Linked DNA regions of Homo sapiens: region 2 is linked to region 1. A link is a contact called in ENCODE Hi-C data. All regions are on one chromosome and are shown on one strand. Each heading gives the region's core, a stretch centred on a gene start or an enhancer-like site at or near the end of the contact. The rest is flanking DNA. Distances are from core to core; before and after follow the strand shown. Region 1 has its middle 140 kb from the start of SSTR1. Region 2 holds the start of PRPF39-DT (PRPF39 divergent transcript).

What was found. Hi-C counts contacts between places; a loop is a spot of excess contacts on that map. Pooled maps may share reads with other maps.
Region 2: a pooled map shows a loop between it and region 1 (5-fold over the local background). The contact joins the promoter of PRPF39-DT here to the enhancer-like site in region 1. A Hi-C loop is called at or near these places in 4 of 50 pooled maps.

The regions. Positions count from the first base shown.
Region 1 is chr14:38,062,809-38,066,958 of GRCh38, forward strand. No RefSeq gene overlaps it. Among named protein-coding and RNA genes, the nearest start is that of SSTR1, 140 kb to the right of the region's middle. Within about 2 kb of position 2,448, at least 5 of the 41 ENCODE cell types and tissues checked have a DNase peak (open chromatin) inside an H3K27ac peak, as active enhancers do.
Region 2 is chr14:45,082,103-45,086,252 of GRCh38, forward strand. PRPF39-DT (PRPF39 divergent transcript) reads right to left here and starts at 1,924. Exons shown (of 2, transcript NR_184211.1): 1 at 1,370-1,924; 2 at 946-1,285. It overlaps PRPF39 (pre-mRNA processing factor 39), which reads left to right and starts at 2,014. Exons shown (of 14, transcript NM_017922.4): 1 at 2,014-2,147. RefSeq lists a silencer at 1,719-2,008.

The sequences.
Region 1 (4,150 bases), core at 1,198-3,697:
ATCAGACCCTTTCTACATGGGCAACAACTGTCAAGCAGTTTCATATGTATCTTGTAGGAAAGGTGTATTACCTTTAGTTGCCCATGGATCATTTTGGAGCTTTATGTGAATACATATCTTTTTGAACATACATGAGAGCACAACCCACTCTGTTATTTGGCTTATTGTTTGAATGTAACAATATATCTCAGAGATACTTCCATATTAAGAATGAATTTTTACTGTTTTAACATAATTTTTTAATATTACACTAGTGTAGATACTTTTACATATGTATACATATATACATGTGTATATGTATGTAATTTATATACACATATACACATATAAATGAGACACATATTGTGTCATAAGCACTTTATATGTGTTAAATAAAAATTACAGGAGGTCCTTATTTTGGACTGAGCTCCTGCACTAGACCCCAAGAGATCAGACTAAAAACCAGAATGGAGTCCGTCATGCTGAGGTTCTACTCACCACATGGAAACTGAGTTGTTATGTGTCCTTTCCAGAAATCAGGAGAGAGAGATAACCAAATTTCCCAAATAGGTTAGTTTTAATCTGCATGGCAATGAAATTCCCTCTGCCTTTAATCCTTACAACAAAAAGTAACCTGGGATTACCTGAAGTTAACTAATGGGTCATTTTTCTATTGTTTTATTTCCCTGTTTGCACCTTACAAGGAAAGTAACTTTGAAATAACATGTCTGCTTTTTGTTCTTTGTTTCTGCTTTCTTCAGCTCTCTGTCTATAAAGCCAACTTATTCTACTCAGCTCATTGGAACACATATTATACTTTATAGAATGAATTGTTGCTGGATTCTGGACTTGCAAATAAAGCCAAGTTAAGATCTTTAAGCTAAAGTGTATTTTTTGCCTTTTGACTTATGTGTTCACTCATTTACTCTTAACTATCCAATGAAACATGTACAGTATTTCTTTTGGCACAGCTTTACAGATGAGGAACCTGGGGCAAGAGTGCTGAGGAAGCTTGTTCAGGGTTTCAAAACTAGTAAGTGGTGAAACCACCCAGAAAATAGAGTCTCATGCACTTAACAGTCTAATTATGATTATACTTAGGTTGCTCCCAATGTTTGTTTATGTATATAACTATGCTTTAAAACATTTTTGTACATTGCAGTTGCACTCATGTGAGTATCGATGGGATACATTCCTCAAAATCAAATTTCTGTGTTGGAGGATATCCACATTTTTAGTTTTTATGGTTACTGTCAAATTCCCTTCCAAAGAAGTTGTGATAATGTGTACATTCACTGTCTGTGTGTGATAATTCCTGTTTCCTCACGAACTTGCCAAGGCTGTATACTATCAAACTATTGCCAATTTGGCAGCTAAAAAATACTATCTTTATTTTGCCTTAATTTGCATTTATTTATGAGAAGAATTGGGCATCCTTCCATCTGCTTATAAGCCATATGTGTTTATTTTTCTGTGAAATGCCTATTATATTTCTAAAAGATTTGGGGTATTTTTCTTATTGATTTCTAGAAGTTTTATATATGTGCATATATATAAAACGTATACACATATATAATTTCTACATAAAGCTTTGTGTCATTTTTGTTTTTTGTAGAGATGGGGGTCTCACTTTGTTGTTAGGGCTGATCGTGAACTCCTGGCTTCAAGTGATCCTCCAACCTCAGCCTTCTGAAGTGTTGGGATTATAGGCATGAGCCACTTCTCCTAGCCTGAGAGTTTTATATTTTAAGGAAAATAGTATTTTATCTTTCAATATATTGCAAATATTCTCTCCCCCACTTTTTAAAAAACTTTTGTCCTTGTTTATACTATTTGGTTCTAACAACAGAAAAGTTTTAAATCTTCATAGGAACTAATTTATCGACATATATTTATGGGTTGTGGATTTTATAGTTTTGATTTTAAAAAAGTTCTTTAACTTCAGAATTTTGAAAAATTGGGATATATTCTTTATTACAGTTATGGCTTCATTTTTTTCTTTCAAAATTAATCAGCTGGAATTTATTTTGGTATAAAGAGTGAGGGAATAATTCAGCTATACTTTTAGTTTAAATTGCTAACTGGTTGTCTCATCAAAATGTATTGAAATATCTTTCCTTTCTCCATCATTTGCTTATATGGCCATACTCCCTTATCTGTAGTTTCGCTTTCTGCATTTTCAGTTACCCAAGGTCAATCATGGTTTGATAATATTAAATAGAAATTTCTGGAAATAATGTTTTAGTTGCATGCTGTTCTGAATAGTGTGATAAAATCTCACACTGCCTTGCATTGTCCACACTGGACAAGAATCCTCCCTTTGTCCAGCGTATCCAGGCTGTCTACCTGCCCTTTAGTCACTCAGTGGCCCTCTTGGTTATCAGATTGACTGCAGCAGTATTCAGGTAGGAGATGAACGGGACTTATTTTCCCAGCACCAATCACGAGCCTGATGATCAAAACAGGATGCAGTGAAGAAACCGGTGGAAACCACCACATGGTGACAAAAGTGATCTCTAGTTGCTCTCACTGCTCATTAGCATAAAGACACTCCCACCAGCACCATGACAGTTTACAAATGCCATGACAACAACCCAGCAGTTATTTTATATGGTTTTGGAACTCCCTCACCCATTTTCTAGAAAATTCTGAATAATTCACTCCTTAATTAGTATACAGCTAAGAGTGGGTATAAACATAGCTAGCTACCAATCTACAGGAACTGCTACTCTGCACTGCTACTGTTGCTGTACGCTGATGCTGCTCCTCCTTCTCCTCCTCCTCCTTTTTGGGACTGCTGCTACTGCTCTGGCCTGCTCTGCCTATAGAGCAGCCACTTTGCTGTACACTGCTACTCTGGGCAATTCTGCCTATGGGAGAGCCCCGCTCTGTCTATGGACAGCCATTTTGCTGTACACTGTTGTTGTAATCTTTAATAAACTTGCTTTCTTTCACTGCTGTCTCTTGAATTATTTCCTGAATGAAGCCAAGAACCCTCTGGATTGAGCACCAATTTGGGGGTTTGTCTGCATCAGTGTTGTCATGGGTGATCAGCAACTATTTGAGGCCAGTGGTGTGGCGGTAAGAATAATTTACAAGACAGCTGTAGGTAAAGAAAGGCAGATTTAATAGAGAAAGTATGGAAATATGTTGCAAGAGTGGTTACAGACAGGTTAGCAAGAGAGGAGCTAACTGCAAAGAGACAAAGGCTTCCTGGGAATTTTATAGGATGGTGCTTATGCTGTGTGCTGAGGAGGGCTTTGTGCAGTTCTAATAATGCCAAAATTGCAGTATCCTAACTAACTTTTTTTAAATTTTAGTCAGCTGAGGATCTGGTGATAGCTGGGTACAGGAAGATTGTGTTATTTGCACAGGAGGGCTACATATCCTGGACCAAGAAGAAAGGCAGACTTAGAGCTTATCTGCTTTCTCTTTTTGCTTTCCCTCAGTTCCACCAACTTGACTCCCTCTCCTCAATTAAGACTCCACAAGTATCACGGTGTTTCTATTCAAGTAACCCTTACGTTTCTTCGTAATGGCCCCAAAGTGCAAGAGTAGTGATGCTGGTATATTGTATAATTGTTCTTTATTATTATTGTTGTTGTTGTTAATCTCTTACTTGCCTAATTCAAAAATTAAACTTTATCATAGATATGTGCGAAAAAACATAGTACTGTATTTATAAGGTTTAGTGCTATCCAAGGTTTCAGGCATCTACTGAGGTCTTGGAACGTATCCCCCTTAGATAAGGGAGGACTACTGTACTAATTCTCATATCTGCTTATATGTATTTTTGAACTCTTTGTAACCATTCCACAGTCTGGACACCTTGGCTTCTCTACACTCTCCTACCTGCCTCTATACACATTTCTATTCATTTTCAGAATGTTCTGGGTATTATCATCACATATTTACTTTTTTTTCAGTTAAACTGTAAAAATAGTTGGTCTCTTTACAAAAAGTTGTTATTCTAAATGATATTTCACTAAATATTTAGATTAATTTATGGGAAATGGAAATATTTACTATTGAGTATTCTTAACAAATAATAAGGTGTATATATATATATGTATATATATATATCCATTTATTTATATTTTTCACGTCCCTAAGAAAATTGTGATGTTGTTTTCCCCACCACTTCTTGTTTGTTACTTGGTTGTATGTATGT
Region 2 (4,150 bases), core at 674-3,173, 7.0 Mb after region 1:
TTTTTAAGATAATGTATGTTTCTGCCAGCGGGGATCACATTTTAGGCAAAGAGAAGAGCCCACTTAAAGGTTTCCACGCATAAAAGGGCTGTGGGAACAGTAGGTTCTGTGGAGTTACGGGGAGGCAGAAACAGTGAGAAGGCTGGCATGATTATGAAAACACCGTATTTTCCATTCTAAAAGTTTAGGATTTCTTTAAAAAAAAAAAAAAAGTGGAGGAGGAAACCAGTGGAGGTTTTTAAGCGGGGGAGTGAGAGCAATAGCACCGGCTTGAAAGGTAAAATGTAAAAACTAGATAAAGGAAAACAACGAATCCACAGTGAATGAAGTTGAAGATGCAAGTAGATTTTTATAAAATGGCTATTTGAGTGAATGACATCTCAGAGATAATCTTATTTACTGATAAAGAAATTGAGGCCACCTTAGAAAGACCAAAGAACCAGAAAAGGAGTGAAGGTCATGCCAAACAGTCCCTGCGTAACAGTGCCAGCAGCAAACTCTGGTCTGTCTTCCCAACGCACCACTCCCTTGACTATTCTTCCCACAGTAAACATTTAAAAGCTGCTGTTTAAACCTGTGAAACAAACAAACAAAAAACATGGCCACACTGTCAGAGAATCCAAAAAAGTTAGCTTGGAAAGTAGAAGAGGCAAATGGAAAGGGAAAGCTACTACTAGGTGCAGTGTGATGCAAGTAAAAGGTAGGAAAAAAGACTGAATTTGGTATTTCGAACGAAAGGTGCTGGTGAGAGGATTTATGATTAACCTGCGTTGTGACAAGAAACGTCGTCTTGTAAATAAGTATTTCCAGAGGAGACAGATTTCAGATGAGGAACTTGGAGCCCAGTAGTAATACTAATGCACCTGGAACAACAGATTACATGGTAAGTGACAGGTGAATGCGGGGGCACCAATGTAACAGAATCTTAAAGGGAGAGAGGCCAGATTTGAAAGAAAATTTTTTTTTATTAAAGTGGAGATGGTGGTACAACTGAAGAGGACTGCTAAGATTGTTAACGCACAGTCCCCCTCAATTTGTCCAGAGGATAACATATCCCTTCAGATACAAAGATTTTTTTTTTTGCTTGGCCAACTTTAGTCAGGTTTCTGAATCTTCTGCTAGGCTCTTCTGTACACTTTCTTTGTAAAATCCAGTTTAAGCAAAGAACTTTGCTAAGTCAGATTAGCAATAAACCCCCATCCTTGATAGCTGATCATCCTCAATATCTGATCAGGTTCTTCAGTCTCCACCATCCCCCAGGTGATGCCTCATTATCTTGGCCTGTCTTCAGCAAAAATCCTATTAGGTGGGTTTAGCCAAAATCCCCCTTACCCTGATGTTTCCTCTTAGTAATTATACATTCACTTACCACCGCTCCTTGGCTATAAATCTCCACTTGCCCATGCTGTATGAGGAGTTGAGCCCAATATCTCTTTCCCTACTGCAAGTCTCCATTGCAGTCAGTGGTCCCTATACCTGTTGCGATGGTCCTGAATAAAGCCCTCTTTTTGTGCTTTAACAAGTGTCACTAAATACTTTTTTCTTTAACAATAGCCCGTTCTCCAAACCCCTAACTCCAGAACTGTTTAGTTTTCAGGAAACCTGAGTGGGCCCAGGGTCTATACCATCGTGAGATTTGTGGGTTTAAGGCTGAATTTCTGCCCGTTTTTAGGTAAATGTTTTAGTGTGAAAGCTTGAACAATTGTAGGGAAAACCTTAGATTTGCCCCCAAAAATGACATTTTGCCGTTTTTGGTGGGGAGGGGTCAGGGCGCTGTGTTTAAGATCAGGCGTGTGAAAGCCCCTAAACGCCCTCCTTTCCTTTGGGAAGTCCCTATGGAGGGAAAGGCAGGTAGGCGCAGCGGTCCCCGCCCTCGCTCGCGGCGGGGCGGGGCGGGGCTGCGGGGGCGGGGCTGGGGCCGCACGGGCAGCGAGGATCCCTGGGAGGGCCAGGCCTGCGCGCTGCGAACCCACGTGACTTTTTCGCCTCCAGGGACACTGACGCATGCGCATCGTGCCCTGGACCAGGCGGCCGTGGCGCGGGTGGCGGCTGCTGTGCTGGCTGTGGGGACGGAGGCGGTGAAGTGCCATCTTCGGCTAGGTCGTCACAGGCTCCGGCTCATGGCATCAAGTGGCATCCATCATAAGGTCTGCTGGGGCGGGCTCCTTGAAATTAGCTGGGGCAGAGGGTGGTACTTGGTACTGAAAGGGGCCTGCCGGGTTTCAGGCCGCGCTCTGGCCGCGGCCTCCCTCTCCCGCCCTGTTTGAGGCCTGGCTCGGATTCAGCGCTCAGCTGTCCATTCCTTTCTCCTTCCCACCTGTTGGGTGGAGCGGTGCAAGGTATTTTTTTCTTAGACCAAACGTTTCACTTGAGGGGTGCGTTAGGTAGGGTGGAGAAGTGTGGGCCTCCTTCGCCTGGATTTAGGAAGATATTTGGGGGTAATTCTAAAGCCCTTGCTTCTCCCGGAGCTGGAACACGGCTGGGGTGGCTGGAAGTGGAAGGAGCACATTTGCAGCCGCCAGAGGATTGGGAAGATAATATACGTTCTATTACTAAGGCATGTGAGCGCCTTGTAGGGCACGTTCTGTCTTCTGACTACATAAGCAACACTTTTGCGACCCTAAGTCACAGCACCCACAGCTTTTGGCAGGATACTTTAAAACAGAAAAAACACATCATTGATCCTGGCAGGATTTTTTAAGGGATTGTGCTTAAGAATGTTTAACTTTGGTAATCAGAGACCACCACTGGTGTTTTTCTCCAAAATCACATCTTTAAGTTAATTAATACTTGAAGTTAATAAATAATACTGCTCAGTGTATTAGTAATGATGCCATAATACCATGTGAATTTATGCTGATTCAAATGTTGTTTTTTTCGTTTGATACTCATATGGCCTTCTGTTTGAGGACTTCAGATTATTTAGCAACTGATTTAATCTGTTCAGAAATAAACTTTGCTACAGCTGGAAAGCGTGAGGCTTGAGAAAGCAAGTTTTGGACAGGGACGTATGAAGCTCATGTTGAAACTTAAGTGTTTTAGGCTGTATGGGAGCTTGAATGGAGTGAAAAGAACAAGCGTCTACTGTCAGGTTTTCCTCCTCCCTCTAGATTTATAACCTCATTCTAGAGTTGCAAAAGTTGGAACTTTCCACTGTTCACTCTCTAGTAGGGATAAAGTGATGGAAAGGAGTTCTGTTAAAGAGGACTAGTACTTAGATTGTGAACTTTGAAGTAGGGGTTGAGCATAGATGGCTCATAGGTGGTATGAGACACTATTTGTGTAAAGTCTCAGAATATTTTTCCTTGCTTATAATTGAATAAGAAAGAAGATGTTTAAAAGTCAAATGATAAAAATTGTATGTGCTGTTTTCTGTGGTATGTTTTAACAAATCTACATGGAAGATAGGACTTCAAAAAAAATTAAAAATAGCCGAAGGAGGAAGAAGGTAGTGTAGTTCCAGCCAAATGGTACGTTTTCCAAAAAGCCGAAGATTGATGTAGACGTTTATGTAAATACATATACAAAATCTAGTTTCTGGAACACAGTGTTTAATATGTAGAGACTTTAAAAAGTCGGCGTGTGACTACTTAGCCCTTAAAAACAGCTGCCAAAACCAGTGGTTATGATAGTCTCTTTTCTTCTTACATCCCAAATCTCCAGATTGCCTTGTGGATGAGATTTGCTTATTGCAAAGCTACTTGTTTTGCTCTACCCAAAACTCCTTTCAGTCTTTAGTGATGACTTCAGATTTTTATATATTGCTGTGTTTATGAAAAAGAATAGTCAATGGTATAATTTTTAAGTACCTCTACAGGAATAAGAGGCATACAGAAAAAAAAAAAAAGGTATTAGGTCAAAAGATGGCATTTCACTCTCGTTGCCCAGGCTGGAGTGCAATGGCGCTATTGGCTCACCGCAACCTCCGCCTCCCGGGTTCAAGTCATTCTTCTGCCTCAGCCTCCCCAGTAGCTGGGATTACAGATGCGCGCCACCACGCCTAATTTTTTGTATTTTTAGTAGAAACGGGGTTTCACCATGTTAGCCAGGCTGGTCTAGAACTCCTGACTTCAGGTGATCTGCCTGCCTCGGCCTCCCAAAGTGCTGAGATGACAGGCATGAGCCACCGTGCCCGGCCCAAATGTCCCAT